3 separate regions of the Homo sapiens genome follow, and regions 2 and 3 are each linked to region 1. The links are chromatin contacts, found by Hi-C or POLR2A ChIA-PET in ENCODE. All regions are on one chromosome and are shown on one strand. Each heading gives the region's core, a stretch centred on a gene start or an enhancer-like site at or near the end of the contact. The rest is flanking DNA. Distances are from core to core; before and after follow the strand shown.

Region 1 (2,755 bases), core at 117-2,616:
TTTGTAGAGATAGGGGTTTCATTATGTTGCCCAGGCTGGTCTCAAACTCCTGGACTCAAGCAATCCTCCCGCCTTGGCCTCCCAAAGTGCATCATTTGTTATTTTTAGGTAGATGCATAAGCAGATCATCAAAACATTAGGTGGTTAGTGCAGAATAAGGCAATGTAGATCCAGGGCATCCTGGGAGCACTGGAGAGGAGCCCCAACGTGCCAGGTACAGCCCAGCCAGGGAAGAGAGTCAGGACACTGGGCATAGATGCCCTCCCTGCGTCACCTAACCCTGCATCCCTGGAACCCACTGGCCACCCCCAAGGATGTTGCCTTTCTGAAGTGCTGGAGCAAGTGGAGAGGGGCAGAAGAAATGCATGTGCCCCACCTCCCTGCGGACAAGAGGGGAGAGAGGGTACACAGGTGGCCACAGGCAGGCAGAATAGGGCCTGCTTTCATGGGCCACCTCCTCCCAGGACCCTGGCTCTCCAAAGTGCCTGCCACCCTGTCTGGTGATAGAAATGCTGGGGAGTTGGGAGGAGGGCGGGTGCCCTAACACTCAATCCACATGGAGCAGAATGAAGGGGCAACTCCCCTTTCATGGAGTTCTTTCCTAGACCCTAGAGTTCAAGAGTTCAGGACTCCTGTTCACAGGAGCACACTATCTTTCCACCACTCTCAGCAGGGAGTATCACTGCCCCCACCTCTTAGATGAGTACATGGAGGCTGAGAAGGGACACTGATCTTTCTCAGTCACTCAGTTCAGAAGTGGCAGCGGAAAGTCAGCATCTGGGCTGGCTGCAAAGTGGCCACTCTTCTTCTCCTTCCCCGTTCTGCTTCTCCCAATTTGGGGTGCCCAGGAAAGCCTATTATGTAGGGAGGGCAGGGCTGTGAGACTCAGGGGAGGTGGGGGAGTGAGAGGCAGATATTGCTGTGTAAAATGACCTGGATCTGTGGTGAGGGCTCCAGGATTGGTGGAGAGAGCAGGGTACAGAACTGGGTTGGGGGGTTACAGCCAGGAAGAGATGGAACCACAGGGAGGAAGCCCCGCCTGCCCCCCATCCTCATCACAATAGGCATCGTGGCAAACAGAAGGAGGAAGGGGCAAGGCCCCAACCCCTCCTCCACAGTATCACCTGGCCAGGCAGCCCCATTCCCAGCCCTGCGCCCACAGGGACCAGGATGTGGGCAACTAGGGATAGACAAGCCCTGACGTAGACAACTCTGCGACCCCCATGCCTGGCCTCCTTAGCCACCAGCCAAATACTCTTTGTGGTTTGGGCACCGGCCAAGCGCCCACACCCCAGCTCACGGGACCACAGCTTCCCTGTTGCATCAGGTTACTGAGCGCGTGCACACGCCCCAGAGCCTGTTACACAACTGTGGTGCGCGTGCGCAGCACCCACACACCCTGGGTGGCTCCACAGTCCCACAGAAGAAACCGCAGCCTTGCCTGGAGTGCACAGGGCCCGCTCCAGACTCTTGGCATTGAGAGCTGGAGATGGGGGTTAGGGGGAGGAGGGTGCCTGGTCTGGGGCCAGGATCTGTGAGCTCCACCACTGGCTCATTGTGAAACACCAGTAAGTCATGGCCCCTCTCTGAGCCTGTTTCCCCACCTAGAAAGGAAGCTCACCTTCCACCCTGATGATCTACATACCCAATTGCCCTCTGCGCCCCTCAACACCCTCCAAACCACCACCACCATCTCCCTTCCTGTAGGAATGTCAGCAAGAGAGGGAAGCAAGAATCTGCACAGAGAGGAGACGGAGGGGTGGATAAGATGACCTCTAAAAGGGCCCTTTCCTCTTGGGGCTTCTCCCCAGTAGAAGTGGGTGTGCCTTGAGGGGAGCTCCATCATCACCCTTTCTCCAGGAAGACCGAGGACAGTGGCCAGAGCTCTTTTGAGAAGAGACTAAGGAGCAGGAGGCAGGGGATGGGTAACTTTCTTCTGGAGGCAGGGGATGGGTAACTTTCTTCTTTGTAGTTTTTTCCCCCACTTTTCTACAACAGACATGTGTCACACACTACTTGCAATGGGTGGAGGAGGGAGTGTGTTGGGAGGGCAAATGCTCTTGGGGAAGGTTAATGTATCAAGCACACCCCCTTTCCCACCCTTAAGCCAGCATTTCCCTAACTATGTTGTGGCAAACGGGCTCAAATAAGCACAGGAAACCTGAGTTAAACACAGTCTAACAGGTTTTCTTGACTGCAGGACTTCTCTGAGCCTCTAACATGCTAATCTGGGCTACAACCCTCAGAGACGAGGGACGAGACAAGGAAACGCATTTAATCTCAGAGCTCTTTATAGGGGAGCATCTCAAGATGCACTTACTAGGCACTGCTGGAACTCAGAGTCCGGTGGCACGCCAGGCCCACACCCCATTGGTGAAGAGCCTCCATGGAGGAGAGACAGCCTAGGCCCCGGAGGACACCAAGGGCAGATGCCCTAGGCAGCTACCTCCCACTGCGTGAGTCCAATCCCAATCCTTCTCCCCAGAACTGGTCCAAGACCTGTATCCCAGTTACGAAGGCAGGTAGTAATGTGGGAGGGCCCATGGGTGGCCCTGCCGCTTCCCTGAAGTTACTTAGATCTGCAGTGACCCCTGCTGGCTCTAGCCAAAATCACCCCTCCCCTTACTCCTCACCTTCCTCCTTGCCAATCCCTGGCCCTCCAGCCTCTTCCTCATTAGCCTTGACGCAGCCCCATCAGGACCCACCGTGACCACACCCAAACACCAGATCCTTTATGCTTTCCTTCATGCCTGGG
Region 2 (2,755 bases), core at 140-2,639, 200 kb before region 1:
ACTCCGGGGGACATGGCACATAAGGACTTGCTGGGCTAGAGCTTGCTCATGTTGGAAGGCACAGAAGAGCTGCCTGGAGAAGGGGTTCTGGGAGGAGGGGATACTAATACTAAAGCAAGGTTCCTAGGCTGCATCTTTTAGTTTTTTCTTTTTGTTTTGTTTTTTGTTGTTGTTTTTTGTTTTTCGTTTTTTTGAGACGGAGTTTTGCTCATGTTGCCCTCCATGTGCAATGGCGCGATCTCGGCTCACTGCAACCTCCACCTCCCGGGTTCAAGCGATTCTCCTGCCTCAGCCTCCTGAGTAGCTGGGATTGCAGGAGCCCACCACCACACTCGGCTAGTTTTTGTATTTTTAGTAGAGACGTGGTTTCACCATGTTGGTCAGGCTGGTCTCAAACTCCTGATCTCAAGTGATCCACCAGCCTTGGCCTCCCAAAGTGCTGGGATTACAGGTGTGAGCCACCGTGCCCGGCCCCTAAGACTGAACCTAAGTTGGCCAGGTGAACAAGGGGAAGGGCAGTCCGGGCAATGGGAACAGCTCGCTCAAAGGTGTGGAGGTATGAAATAGCCTGGGGTTTGCTGGAAAGGACCAATGATTCAGGGTAGCTTGGGCTGCAAGTAGAAGGAAGTGGCTGGAGAAAAAAGCACGGCCCAGGCTTGGGGAGCCTGTGGAGCCTACTAGGCCCTGGGACTTTTGGACAGGGGTGCCTTTGATGGGGTTCAAGCAGGGGAAGAGTGTGATCAGCCACAATTTTTAGCAAGGTCCTGTGGCTGCAAAGGAGCAAAGAGATCTGAGGGGCCAAGACTGGAGGTCTCTACAGTAGTCCAAGGGAGTAATGCTGGGGTCTGAGCGAAGGCAGTGCTAGTCGGGATTCCCTCCCGATCGCCTCTGCCTCTCCTTGCTTGTTGAGAATACCTACTTCTCTCCATCAGTTTGGTCCAGTCCCTCAGTCAACAGAATGTAGGTGTGAGGAGGTGGTGATGGGGATGAAAGTGAGGCCCAGAGAGAAGATTTGGGGGCCCCAGAGCAGCTGAGGGCCACAGTTCAAAAGGCAGCTGCAATATCTCTCCACTAGAGCCAGGTCTTACCCAAAGAAAGCTTCCTACAAGGCAATTGCCTCAGTTCTGTGCTTTTCCTTTCAAGAGAGAACTGAGTTCATTGAACTTAAGGGCAAATCTATATCCTTGTCCTTTCTTTGCAGAGATAATAAAGTTAATGGGATTATTTCCTGTGTACAAGAATAGGGCTGCTAAGAAAACATTGTCAAGTAAATGCTGTTTGCAAAGGCTAAACTGAAAGGCCAAATCTTCCACCAGGAGGAAGTAAAGGGTGTGTCTACACGGGCTCACGGGGAGCAGTGCCACCAGTGACTTGATTTGCCTGAGACTGACTTCCCCTCTGCTTCACCGGGCTCTGATTCATGCAGATGGCTAGAGGGCAGGGTTGCCAGGCCCATTTCCCTGGTCTCCAAGGTACCAGGTGAGCTGGCTAGTTGGTTAGTCTTTGGAAAAACAGAGTTCACCTTAGACTAAGAGAAGGCCCCAGCTGAACTTTAAAGATTGTCTGGATAACTTTCCTCCTTGTAAATGGAGAAACTGAGGATGCGGAGGGGGAGCTGGTCTCAGGTCACATGACCAGTTGTAGCAAGGCCTGGTGGGGAAGTAGAGACACAGAGATGGAAAATAACTTGCCTGGGTCATATAGCCAGCAGTTGGGTTGTAGGGGGGAAGCTGAGGCCCAGAGAGGAGAAATGGCTTGCCAGGCTCCTACAGCCTCCCAGTGGCAAAGTTTGGGATGGAACCAGGTCTTCAACTCCTAGGAGACAGCTTGCTCTGTCATCAGCCCAAGCTCCCATCCTCCCCTACTACAGAGACGGCTCAGGGAATCACTCAGGTGTATTCCTGTTTGCCGAGTCTCAATCATCCCTGACTGTGTCGCCACACCTCGAGCCCAGCAACCCTTTTAGATCTTATCAGTCCAGCCCCTATGAGGGCTCCTCACGTGGACCATCCTCAAACAGCATCCGTGTGCACAGGTGCACCAGGTGGGTGGAGCTGAGGGACATTCCAGCAGAGGGTAGACAATGGCTGGGTTAAGAGGGCTATCTTCTTTTCACACCTCCTGATTTCCTTGAGTTTGTAAATCATTATCCCAGGCTACACAAAGCAGGTATTGAGTAGGCCTTGTTGCTGTCCCTAGACACAGTAGACAGAGGCCACTCCGAGTGGCTCCTAGTGGCGGGGGGCAGCTCCCGGGCCCTCTGTCCCCCTTCCCGGCACTGGGATTGGGTTACCCCATCTAATCCCTGCTCCTCCATCCACCCTCTTTGTGGCCATTGTAATTTATAATCGAGAGGCATGATGCAACCTGCTAATTACATTGCTTGATTTTGAACACATCCCGGCTTCTCTGACTCAGGCGGCAGAGGGAGGAGGGAGCAGCAGGCGCTGCTTTGTGGCTTATCAGGCTTGGGTTATTCCACTCACACCCTCTCATGCCTCCCCCCAACCCTCAGCCTTTGTTAACCAGGGCTTGCATCACCTCCTGCTTTCCATTTCCCCGGAATTTTTTTAACGGCTTTTTTTTTATGAGCTGCTCTGTCTTGTTAGCTAATGAATGATTGTGGAGCAGTGATGGGGATCGCTTTGTGCCTCTATTAAATGTTACATGATTGCAATTATGAGTTAACAAGGGACAGCTAATAAAAAAAATAATCTATTTTGAGGCCTGGGGCAGACATGAGACTCGCTGCCTG
Region 3 (2,755 bases), core at 130-2,629, 160 kb before region 1:
GGAGTGGGGGCAGGAGTCCCCAGAGCCGACAAGGGGGATGCACTGAATCCGAAGGAGATGAGACCTGCGTGTCCCACCTGCTGCCACCCACTCAGGGGCCCTTCTAGGATTTGGGTCAGAGAGGAAGCTCATGGTCAACTACTGATGCCTTTTTGAGATATGAGCAGGGTCAGATGCCACCTCCTGCTGTACAGACCCCACCAGACTTGCGACTCTGTGTGTTTACCTGTTCCTGGTAGCTGCCCCTCCCTCAGATCCCTCCTCAGGACACTTGTGAGCGCTGATTTGCTGGCCTGGTAAAAGCCTTCATTTCTCTTCTCCTTCCAGGATGTGTTGCCAATGGCCAACAAAGACATGGAGAAACCTGGACAACTGTCTAATGTCTCTGGGTTCTTGGAACGAGGAAGCCTGTATATACAGGGGATGGGGGCAGGTGACAGCGTGTGGTTCTGAGAGCACAAGTACAGGTGGCCCATCGCAGCCCTGGGGAGACATGGGTTGGATGGGGAGAACCAGAGCCCTGCCACAGACCCCAGGCATTTCCAGAGGAGGGGCCCTGGGCAGGCACCAGGCATGGCAGGGAAGAAGGGAGGTCAGCAGCTGGGGCAGGCACCAGGCATGGCAGGGAAGAAGGGAGGTCAGCAGCAGGGGCAGGCAGGGGAGGGAGGCTTTCTCAGAACTGCGTTTGAGGAAGAAGATGAGGCCTGGCAGATCTCCCTCAAACTAAACGCCCAACTCAGCTCCCTCCACCCCGAGGCTGGCTCTCCATTCTGTTGGCCCCAGAAATTGTCTCTCTTCCCCAAGAGGCAATTTAGGGGAGAGAGGAAATTTCTCCCTTTCCCAATCCCACATTCTCAGAAGGAGGGTGAGCAAGGGGAAGGGAGGCAGAGGCCCTGCCTCAGGCTCCAAGTGCCTCTGGCTTTAGTTGTCTGTTGTATGGCCTCCCGGGCCAGGTTGGACCGGTGGTGACATGGAGAGCTGGAAATCACATCCCTCTTCCTGTTCTCTGTGTGCCTGGCACATAGAAGATGCTCAATAAGTATGATCTGAGTGAACAAGTGTTCAGAGGATCCAGTAGGCTGTTTGGAGAAACAGCCAGAGTCTGCCAAGTTCCTCTGGAGTTGAAACTCAGGCCAAGAGAAAAAGGACGTTGCTTCCCCCAGGCTTCAAAGTCAAGAAGAAGGAAGTGAGAGTGAGCCAGCCAAGGATGAAACCCCCCAAAGAAAGAGGCTGCACAGAGAGCCTGAGGCGGCCTTCTCATGGCCAGGCTGAGCTGAACTGGGGCACATGAGGCAGGTGCCTGGGGCCAAACTCTCCTGAAGGTGGCTGTGCTTCTCAGTTCCCTCAGGCTGTGAGAAAAAGCAAGTGTGCACAGAGCCGCAGATCCCAGGGCTCCAGAGGGCCTTGCCAGTCACCCTCCCCCAGCCCCAGGATGCCTGCTGATTAGAGCTTTGGAGCTCAAGTCTTGGCACTGCTCAATCATTCAGCGCATATTTATTGAGCAGCCTGTCACACTGATCTGGGACCTGATCTAGCAACGCACAAGAGGCAAAGTAGCTGCCCTGGTGGGGCTTACCTTTTAATGAAGGGATACAGGTAATACATGCACACACATGCACGCATGCACACACACGCACACACACACACGCTATACAGAGTGAAGAGAACAGAGAGTGAAGAACCAGCTGGGTGGCTCAGGAGGTGACACTCGGCCAGAGACCTGAAGCAAGTAAGGCCAGAGCCACACAGGCATCTGGGGAAGAGCCTTTCAGGCAGACAGCAGCCAACACAAGGGCCTGGAGGCAGGAGCGAGTGTGGGATTTTTTTTTTATATATATACTTTAAGTTCTAGGGTACATGTGCACAACATGCAGGTTTGTTATATATGTATATATGTGCCATGTTGGTGTGCTGCGCCCATTAACTGGTCATTTACATTAGGTATTTCTCCTAATGCTATCCCTCCCCACTCCCCCAACCCCTCGACAGGCCCCGGTGTGTGATGTTCCCCATCCTGTGTCCAAGTGTTCTCATTGTTCAGTACCCACCTATGAATGAGAGCATGTGGTGTTTGGTTTTCTGTCCTTGCAATAGTTTGCTCAGAATGATGGTTTCCAGCTCCATCGATGTCCCTACAAAGGACATGAATTCATCCTTTTTTATGGCTGCATAGTATTCCACATTGTATATGTGCCACATTTTCTTAATCCAGTCTATCATTGATGGACATTTGGATTGGCTCCAAGTCTTTGCTATTGTGAATAGTGCTGCAATAAACATACGTGTGCATGTGTCTTTATGGTAGCATGATTTATAATCCTTTGGGTATATACCCAGTAATAGGATCACTGGGTCAAATGGTATTTCTGTTCTAGATCCTTGAGGAATTGCCACACTGTCTTCCACAATGGTTGAACTTGTTTACAGTCCCACCAACAGTTTAAAAGTGTTCCTATTTCTCCACACCACAATGAGATACCATCTCACACCAGTTAGAATGGCGATCATTAAAAAGTCAGGAAACAATAGGTGCTGGAGAGGATGTGGAGAAAGTGTGGGATGTTTTACAGACAGCAGAGAGGCAGCCTCGGAGCCAGAGTGGGGCTGAGTGAGGAGAGGGTGGCAGGAGACAAGATCAGGGCATGGGAAACCAGATTGGCAAAGGCACGGGGGACTTTGAGAGGCCTTGGGCTTTTACCCGGAGCGAACAGCAGCCACTACAGAGCCTGGAAGGAGGGCAGACCATGTCCCACCA

Evidence for each region. Hi-C counts contacts between places; a loop is a spot of excess contacts on that map. ChIA-PET counts read pairs that join two places held with the same protein, here RNA polymerase II (POLR2A). Pooled maps may share reads with other maps.
Region 2: a map of Calu3 shows a loop between it and region 1 (15-fold over the local background). The contact joins two enhancer-like sites. A Hi-C loop is called at or near these places in 2 of 168 maps with a recorded cell type or tissue (Calu3 and mammary epithelial cell) and 6 of 50 pooled maps. POLR2A ChIA-PET finds 5 or more read pairs at or near these places in 3 of 52 experiments (Caco-2, HepG2 and WTC11).
Region 3: a map with no recorded cell type shows a loop between it and region 1 (9-fold over the local background). The contact joins two enhancer-like sites. A Hi-C loop is called at or near these places in 2 of 37 single-sample maps with no recorded cell type and 3 of 50 pooled maps. POLR2A ChIA-PET finds 5 or more read pairs at or near these places in 1 of 52 experiments (WTC11).

Annotation. Positions count from the first base shown.
Region 1 is chr6:43,723,847-43,726,601 of GRCh38, reverse strand. No RefSeq gene overlaps it. Among named protein-coding and RNA genes, the nearest start is that of MRPS18A, 37 kb to the right of the region's middle. RefSeq lists an enhancer at 1,572-1,661. Within about 2 kb of position 1,366, at least 13 of the 41 ENCODE cell types and tissues checked have a DNase peak (open chromatin) inside an H3K27ac peak, as active enhancers do.
Region 2 is chr6:43,926,550-43,929,304 of GRCh38, reverse strand. The region is part of intron 1 of LINC01512 (long intergenic non-protein coding RNA 1512); the gene reads right to left. Among named protein-coding and RNA genes, the nearest start is that of LINC01512, 37 kb to the right of the region's middle. Within about 2 kb of position 1,389, at least 10 of the 41 ENCODE cell types and tissues checked have a DNase peak (open chromatin) inside an H3K27ac peak, as active enhancers do.
Region 3 is chr6:43,882,668-43,885,422 of GRCh38, reverse strand. The region is part of intron 2 of LOC105375070 (a long non-coding RNA gene); the gene reads right to left. Among named protein-coding and RNA genes, the nearest start is that of LINC01512, 7.0 kb to the left of the region's middle. RefSeq lists an enhancer at 1,035-1,114. Within about 2 kb of position 1,379, at least 6 of the 41 ENCODE cell types and tissues checked have a DNase peak (open chromatin) inside an H3K27ac peak, as active enhancers do.